Linked DNA regions of Homo sapiens: region 2 is linked to region 1. A link is an interaction called in ENCODE POLR2A ChIA-PET data of the cell type or tissue named here. Cell type or tissue: MCF 10A. All regions are shown on one strand. Links, peaks and the distances in the headings refer to the core of each region. The heading gives the core; the rest is flanking DNA. Region 1 has its middle 11 kb from the start of TNS3. Region 2 overlaps TNS3 (tensin 3).

What was found. Peaks named below come from ENCODE experiments on the same cell type or tissue, not always from the same donor. Only the 100,000 strongest peaks of a DNase experiment are listed, where the experiment ranks them.
Region 2: POLR2A ChIA-PET joins it to region 1 with 5 read pairs; 2 of 35 experiments call an interaction of 5 or more read pairs at or near these places.

What each region holds. Positions count from the first base shown.
Region 1 is chr7:47,591,347-47,595,726 of GRCh38, forward strand. No RefSeq gene overlaps it. Among named protein-coding and RNA genes, the nearest start is that of TNS3, 11 kb to the left of the region's middle. In MCF 10A, for the core only: no CTCF peak of the experiment used is centred there; no DNase peak of the experiment used is centred there.
Region 2 is chr7:47,325,717-47,330,096 of GRCh38, forward strand. All of the region lies in intron 20 of TNS3 (tensin 3), which reads right to left. Among named protein-coding and RNA genes, the nearest start is that of SNORD151, 140 kb to the right of the region's middle. RefSeq lists an enhancer at 845-1,450. In MCF 10A, for the core only: no CTCF peak of the experiment used is centred there; a DNase peak (open chromatin) is centred at 2,555.

The sequences.
Region 1 (4,380 bases), core at 150-4,149:
AATAAATAAAAATAACATAAAATGCCAGAACGCGTGTTTACTGTGTGGCTTTGGCAAGTTCATTAATTTCTCTGTGCCTCAGAGAAACTGTGCCTCAGTTTCTTCTTCTGTGAAAAATGGAGATGATACCAGAACCAATCCTAGCAGGCTGCTGTGAACACTAAGTACATGTTCTATGATCCATTTAGAACTGTGTCGAGCAGTTCGTGCAAATGTAGCCACTATGACTATCTCACCCTCAGTGCTACCCCAGGGGCAGCTTATCCCCTAAACATAATGACCACTGAATTAGGGGCTGTCAAGAGAAGACAGCAGCAAAGCAAGCTACCGAAGTTGGCTTCATCTCCTCCCTAGCTCCGCCCGAAGCCAAAAAATCTGCCCGAGGTGTTTATTCCAAACCTGACTGATCATGAAAATCACATTGGAGGAGGGGGCGGTTAAACATTCAGATTCCTGAGCCCAGATCCTCTAAATTCCAGGGCTGGGTCCAGGAATGTGCTAAAAAACAAACAAAAAAAAAGCCTCCAGGTTTTGTACTTACTGCATGAGAAAGGAAAATGTACATATTTAAGGGGAGTGCCTTGCTATCTTGGAGCATTATTAACCTGAGCCTCTTTTGTAGTTAAAGACTGTTTTTCATTGGGAAACAAAAATCTGCAGATTTTTAAACTAGTTCAAGAATTTAGCTGGGCATATTCCCAAGGGTTTGAAGGAAAGCGTTCTGATCTGCGGAATTCCTCAGCTGCACTGCGTGCTCTGAGATCACAGCTCTGGCTGCCCTAACCAGCCTGGGCCCCTGCTCCGCAAGACTCACCCACATGGACTTCAGGAGGGGTTTGGGGGCAAACCTGTGGCAATCAAATATATTCTTAAAATTGGAGAGGCGACCAGAAGCATTGAACTCAAGACAATATGGTTTTCAGAGAAGGTATTTTGAAGGATCTCCACTGAAAATCCACTTTCCATGCAAAGGGCAGAAGAGTTTCTCCAACGGGTGGCCCAGATTATAAAGCGCAAGGAAGGAGCTCTGCCCTTGCCGGACCACACACGTACGTGATCCACTTTACTCCCTTGTACCTGCCTCAGTAGCTCTCAAGGCCTTCTGGCCAGAATGACCAAAGTCACCTTGCTCAGAGGCTGCCAAATAGCACCCGGAGAAAACCCAGGCTCCCCCCAGGGCTGACTCAGATTATTTTGTGAATTTACACCGTTGTTTTTTTTTTTTGTTTTTGTTTTTGTTTTTGTTTTTTGAGACAGAGTCTCACTCTCTGACCCAGGCTGGAGTGCAGTGGAGTGATCTCAGCTCACTGCAACCTCTGCCTCCCAGGTTCAAGCAGTTCTCCTTTCTCGGCTTCCCGAATAACTGAGACTAAGGCGCGCACCACCATGCCTGGCTAATTTTTGTATTTTTAATAGAGACAGGGTTTCGCCATGTTGGACAGGCTGGTCTCAAACTCCTGACCTCAGGTGATCCACCCAGCTCAGCCTCCCAAAGTGCTGGCATTACAGGCATGAGCCACCGTGCCCGGCCGTGAATTTACATCTTTACATGATGATAAAACAGAGCATCATACCACACTCCAACGTGGCTGTTGCCAACTTTTACACTCTGCAGATCCCAGATGAAAGTCCCGGTCGGGCGCGGTGGCTCACGCCTGTAATCCCAGCACTTTGGGAGGCCAAGGCGGGCAGATCATTAGGTCAGGAGATCGAGACCACGGTGAAACCCCGTCTCTACTAAAAAATACAAAAAAATTATCCGGGCGACATAGCAGGCGCCTGTAGTCCCAGCTACTCGGGAGGCTGAGGCAGGAGAATGGCGTGAACCCGGGAGGCGGAGCTTGCAGTGAGCCGAGATCGCACCACTGCACCCCAGCCTGGGCGACAGAGCCAGACTCCGTCTCAAAAAAAAAAAAAAAAAAAAAAGTCCCCTCGCCCTCTCTCTGCCTGCCTCTGAACTCCCTTGAAGTGTGTCATTGATTAGGAAGCTGGAGCTCTGCCCTGGTCTTTTTGATGCCGGGCTAGCCCACAGAGGCTGCTGCATTGCTGCTGTTGGGGTGGTTGTTTTTTTTTCAGCAGCATTACTTTTTATTTCTAAATAAGTAAATAAACATTCAATCATGCCACTATTTTCCTTCCACTCTGGAAATCTTCAGAGTTCCAGCATGATGAGGCACAGCAGTTACTGGTCCCCTATCTCTGTCCCACCTTCCTCTCCCCAGTGAAAAGCCCCAGCCAAGCGAAGCAGTAAATAATTTCTCAGCATCAGGCACCTACCCAACGCCCATTACAACGGACAAAAGATGAAGCCTTACCTTGCCCTCCCTTGGCTCCGGAGAGCAAGCTGGGAGATGGCAAAGGAATTTGAACATAGCAGGTCATGGCCACGCGCCTCTGTGGCACCTGAGCTTTCTGTGAACCATTTGGCTGCTGCTATGGGACTCTTAAAAGTCAAATTTTTTGGCCGGGCGCAGTGGCTCACGCCTGTAATCCCAGCACTTTGGGAGGCCGAGGCGGGTGGATCACGAGGTCAGGAGATCGAGACCATCCTGGCTAACATGGTGAAACCCCGTCTCTACTAAAAATACAAAAAATTAGCCGGGCGTGGTGGTGGGCGCCTGTAGTCCCAGCTACTTGGGAGGCTGAGGCAGGAGAATGGCATGAACCCGGGAGGCAGAGCTTGCAGTGAGCCGAGATTGCGCCACTGCACTCCAGCCTGGGCAACAGAGAGAGGCTCCGTCTCAAAAACAAAACAAAAACAAACAAACAAACAAAAAAAGTCAAATTTTTTGATAGGAGATCAAACCACTTGGGGATGCTGAGACAAGAGGATCGCTTGAGGCCAGGAGTTCAAGACCAGCCTGGGTAACATAGTGAAACCTCATCTTTGCAAAAATGAATAGATAAATAACTAGCAGCATGGTGACACGCACCTGTGGTCCTAGCTACTTGGGAGGCTGAGGCAGGAAGATGGCTTGAGCTCAGGAGTTCAAGGCTGCAGTGAGCCGTGATTGCACCACTGCACTCCTGTGTGACAGAGCAAAACCCTGTGGCTACAAAATAATAAAATGAAATGAAATCCAAGCCATTAGATAGTCTCAGCAATTAATATAAAACCTTCTTCCTAGCCTTGCAGGCTTCAGGATTCATTTTAGGCAGAGAATCCTCATTCTGCAAAGGAAAGCCACAGAAAGTGATAACAACGAATCACAAACTTACAGGTTGCCTGAGTCAAGGCTTTCTTCATCTTATCTACCAGGAACAAAACGAGGGGTACATTAACCACAGCAGCTGCCTGCAGCTCTCTGCCTCCCCAGGCCACCAGAGTGTGTGTCTGACCCAGCACCCTCACCCTTCTTGGTGTAAGAAGAAACACTTTGAATTGAACATACATGTTTATATATGGGAAAGACAGATTCGTCTTTCCAATATTGGGGTTCCTGTATGTTTTAGTTTTGTTAATTTTTTTTTTTTGAGACACAGTTTCACTCTTAGTTGCCCAGGCTGGAGTGCAGGGGCATGATCTCGGCTCACTGCAAATTCCACCTCCTGGGATCAAGCGATTCTCCTGTCTCAGCCTCCCAAGTAGCTGGGATTACAGGCACCCGCCACCTTGCCGGGCTAATTTTTTTATTTTTAGTAGAGACAGGGTTTCACCATGTTGGCCAGGCTGGTCTCAAACTACTGACTTCAGGTGATCCGCCCACCTCGGCCTCCCAAAGTGCTGGGATTACAGGTGTGAGCCACCGTGCCTGGCCAGTTTGGTTGATTAAAAGATTCTTTTTTTTTATTTTGAGACAGACTCTTGCTCTGTCACCCAGGCTAGAGTGCAGTGGCACAGTCTTGGCTCACTGCAATCTCCACCTCCGAGTTCAAGCAATTCTCCTGCCTCAGCCTCCTGAGTAGCTTGGACTACAGGTGCCCACTACCATGCCCAGCTAATTTTTTGTGTTTTTAGGAGGGATGAACTTTTGCCATTTTTGCCCAGGCTGGTCTTGAACCCCTGGGCTCAAGCTATCCACCTGTCTTGGCCTCCCAAAGTGCTGGAATTATAGACATGAGCCACCACGTATGGCCTAAAAGGTTCTACTTATTTAAAAGCCACATCCAGGTGCAGTGGCTCATGCCTGTGATCTCAAGGTGGGAGGAATTGATTGAGGCTAGGAGTTAGAGAATAGCCCTGGCAACATAGCAAGACCCTGTCTCTACAAAAAAATTAAAAAAAAAAAATGAGTTTGGCATGATGGCACACACCTATAGTCCTGGCTACTGGGGTGGCTGAGGCAGGAGGATCATTTGAGCTCAAGAGTTTGAGGTTGCAGTGAGCCTTGATTGTGTCACTGTGATACAGGAGTGCTGGGAAGGGAAGAGTGTGGTCCC
Region 2 (4,380 bases), core at 77-4,076, 270 kb before region 1:
TCTCATCAGACCACAGGACTTCGAGCCATCCCAGACCTGTGTCTGACAGCAGTAAGACCACCTTCCATGCATCACACCCACCAGGCTTCCTGTCCTGATCCTACATCAACTAGGCAGCTTGATTGCCTTGGATGTTATTTTTTTTAAAGACAGGGAAGTGGAAACAGAAGGGTAGAGGAGAGAAGGTCAAAGTGCGCAGCAGTTAGAACTATGTTGATGCATGGTCCTGGCTGCAAACTGCCTTTTTAGAACCATGCGGATTATCAGATCCCAGCTCCAACCACGGGAGCTTTCACTGTGCTTTTGGAGAAATGTTGCCATCAGTACAGGTGCCAATCTGAATGTCAACAGCTTTTAAATCACACAGCTCTTGGGACTGTTGTAAAATCCTGTTTATATGACACATATCAACTTTTCATATAAAGAAAGTAAAATGGAAATCAGAATTACAGCTCCCTTTCTCTGAGTGCCTACTATACACCAGGCACTCTGCTAACCCACACATAGGTGTTATCTGATTTAATCCTCATACAAACATTTCCACATGCAAATCATCTTATGGATGAGGAAACAGATTCTGAAAAGTGAGGTTAAGAAGCTTATTCAAAGGAAGCCAACTCATCTGTTGGACTCAGAAAACTATGTTCTTTCCACAAGACATCCCTGCCTCCCACCAGCAGGGTCTGAGTCAGAACGCAGAATGTAATACAATTACTCTGCCCCTACAGGAGGACAAGGAACCTTCTGCACAGGTTTGCCCTGGGGATTAGGAAGGCACAGGTACTCTGGGAGCAACTTAGAGCCCTGTCACTGAGGTTCCCCCTTAGAGTGCAGGAAGCCCCAGCAGAAGACAGCACCAGGCTCCCCACGGGCCACCATGGCTACAGGTTGGCCAAGGGAGAAAATCACCCCTCTCTCGAAATAGGTGGACCAAAATTCTTTTAATCTCACCTCCAAAGTCAGAAAACTATGTCCGTCCTAACCAGACAATCTCTAATACACTGACACGCATATGGAATTCATGAAAAATTACTAATGTATATAAAATACATTAAAAGGACAGGAAACTTTTGAAAAGATAGCATCTTCCATCAGCTGGAGAGCAATCCATCAATCCTGGAAGGGATACTGGGCAAGATTTTCAGCCTGGGAAGGAGAAGCTGGACCTTGAGCCACTTGGGCTTGTCTCAGAGCGGCTGCAGTGCTCGTTTCACAATAAAGAGCTCTGGGTTTTCCCCTCGCTCCCTCTTAATCTTCCCCATCCTTCCAGCTGGAATACACACACACACGCTGTGTCGGCTGCAGGGCCAGCAGAATCACAGGCCAGCCACGCAGAGGAGGGAGCAGATGCCCAGGAGGCCCACCCTGGGCCCAGGCGCCAGCCCTGCCCGTGCTACCCCCAGTGCCTGGCTGACTCTCCCAGGGTCCCACAGAGCCCCAGCCCCAGTTCAGACATTTGGGAGGGAAGGGACAGTGAAGAAACAAAGCCCCTAGGTCCAGAAGCTCTGTTAACATAATCTGAGCAGGTTCTTTCAGTGAATGCATGGGTTTTTGTTTTTGTTTTTTTCAATGACATGAACTCGTTTAGAAATACTCTCTTTGCTTGCTTCAACCACAGAAGAGACAACAGTAAATCTCATTTTAGAACCCAGCGCCTGATCCTAACGCTTGCTTTCGGCATTTAGTAGAAACAACTGTGCTGGGTGCTCAGAAGTGCAGCCTTCTGGTCCTCTGAAGGTCCTGCTGCCCGCTGCCCGGGATCCCTCAAGGGCCCTGGAACTGGGGTGGGGGCGGTGACAGCCCTGGAATGGGGCAGGCTCGCTTTATCAGTTTCAGTAAAGGAATGCACTGTGCTAGGAAGCAGTCCTGTTCCAGAAAAGCTGCACATCTGTAAACCAGGCTTTTGTTAGCCCTGAGTGAATCTCAGCAAAGACAAAGCATGACTTTCTTCTGGAAGGACTAGCCCTCCAGGCTCAAGGGCTGGGGCGTTTTGTCCCAAAGCCTTGGCGACTTGAGAACTGTCATCAAGTGACAAGGGGACTCTTGGAACAATCAGCCCTCCTCCCAAGTCCTGCCCAGGATTCCTGGCCCAGTGACCTCTGCATCCCACCTCATACCCCTCCCCACCCCCCTCCACTGGAGCCCAGGAGATCAAGTTTCAGCAAGGGCAACTGGATCCGGGCCAGAGGCGCCAGGAGCACAGAAGACACCAGGCGTGTAGGGACTGAGCAGGAAGAAGCAATGAGTCCCAATGTACAGCTTACCTGGCACCCAGGACCCTGGTCAGTCCATGGAAGGGCCTGGGAGGATGTGGGCCAGACAGAGGGAACTCCTTGGGCTGTGTCCCCAGCAGCCCTACGTGGTGAGCAGAGTCCCGAGTCCCTGTCCCAGCGGTGGCGTCCCCCACCCACCCAGGCAGGGCTCTGTGTTCCGGCCTGTCCCGAGGGAGTCGTGCAGGGGGCGGGGCGGCCACCTCCAAAGAGGCCCATTCAGAGGGCGGCCGAGAGAGCTCAGGCCCGGGAAAGAATCCCGGGATTGTTGAGCTGCTGCTGGCTGTCGCGGGCGGCCTGCCCAGTCAGTGCCTCCAGACGGCCCTGGCCCCGCCTTGCTCACTGCTGCGGTTTGCTTCCTTTTCATTTCTTTTCACTTTTTCCTCCCCCAACTTTAATTTCTTGCAACCTCCCTGCTGAAACCCAACCAGGCTTAGTTTCAGCCTCAGGCCAGCCATCACCCAAGGCACAAGCGGCAGGACCTGCCCACCATGCCCCCAAACCTGCCCCTCCAAAATCAAACCCCCATTCCCCTGGGACCCCACACTCACAGCAGAGAGAGGCTTCCAGCAACTAGCCAGAGAGGAAGTGGAAGCCTGAACAGTCTCTAACAACAAGGATGTCCCTAGTCAGTCCTCTGCCCCCCACCCCGGCAGGAGCCTACACCCATGTCCCTTTCCTCTGGATGGGGCCATCTGCCTCTCATCTGGCCTGGCCACCAGGCTGGAAGCCTTTCACTCCTCAAGGCAGCCCAGGGGACCTTCCAATGCAAATCCCACCCTGTCACTGCACTGCTCAAACCCTGCAGGTTTTCTTCCGGGCCCCAATGGGCTATAACATCCTGCCCAAACCCTGTCCTAGAGCCTGATTCTGGATCCCTCAGCCTGTTCTGCCTGGCTGGCACCTACTGTAGGCTGTTGGCAGCCTCTACGCACTGTGTCCCCTTTCTTCCATGTTCTTTGCTCATATGCTTCTCTCATCTAAAAGGCCAAACTCCTAAGCCAACTGCTGAAAAACTCCTATACATTCTACAAAGCCCTTTTCAAGTGACCCCACATTTTTTTCAGCATTTGGAACACCATCTCCCTCAGTCAAGTCAAAGTGCTCTGTTCCCGTGACCCGAAATCTGACTATAACCCAGTCCACATGGCAGAACATAGGGGCCTGTCATGTGTCTGGGCCTTAGAGACACGGTACATTACTCAGGGTTTTCACAAGGGGAAGCACAGAACAGACACTCACTCCTGGCTTCTCTTGTCTCTTGTGTCTGGCAAAATCCCACTCCCTCTTCAAATGCTGGTGTGTCACCCCTTCCCCTAGAAAGCTCTCCCTGGAAGAGCAGGTCCCCGTTCCTCCTGGGCTGCCTCCTTTCTTACAGCCCCTGTGCACGCCTGTGCTTCCAGCACAGCTTGCTGCCCAGCCTGAGCCGAGCCATTGGCCGGTCCAGCCCCTGCACGACCCTGGCACACTCATCAACCTGTGAAGAGTGGGCAGGTCAATGCCCTACCCCAAGAGGGACACGGCTTGCCTGGGACCCTCAGGGCCACCGCTCCGCACATGGGCCAGGAAGATCCCTGGGACCTTCCTCCCAAAGGTCTGAGTAGGCATTTCCTCCCTGGTTGTTTATGTGTTGCAGAGCAGCAGCTCCTGCAAATGATGCTGTCGGAAATGCCTGACCACGGACAGAGCAGGCTCAGCGGAAGCGGATGGACTGGCCTTTCCCGTGCCTGTCACTCCCCAAGCAGAGAGGAAGGCGGCACGGGGCGGCACCAGCATGGGGCAGCCAGGCCCAGGAAGGGTGACTGTGACCAGGATGGCACTCCCAAGGGTGGGTCCCATTCCCTCCGTGGAACTGTGGGCTCAGTGACTCGGAGCAAACCCACAGGGATGGGCAGCAGGGAGGAGGAGGCAGGGCATGCTGCTTCTGTGCCCGTGTCACAGCCATGACTGGGACAATCCTGAGTGTGAATCTACAGATTTAAGCATCTTCTGGAGATCTGTTTATCTTTCCTCTCTTGCTTCTTTCTCCTCAGCTGCAGTGCCAGGGACTAAAGTGATTTCAAAGGTGGGCTCCAGGTGGCAGCAAGTCCACTGAGGAAAAAACATTTAA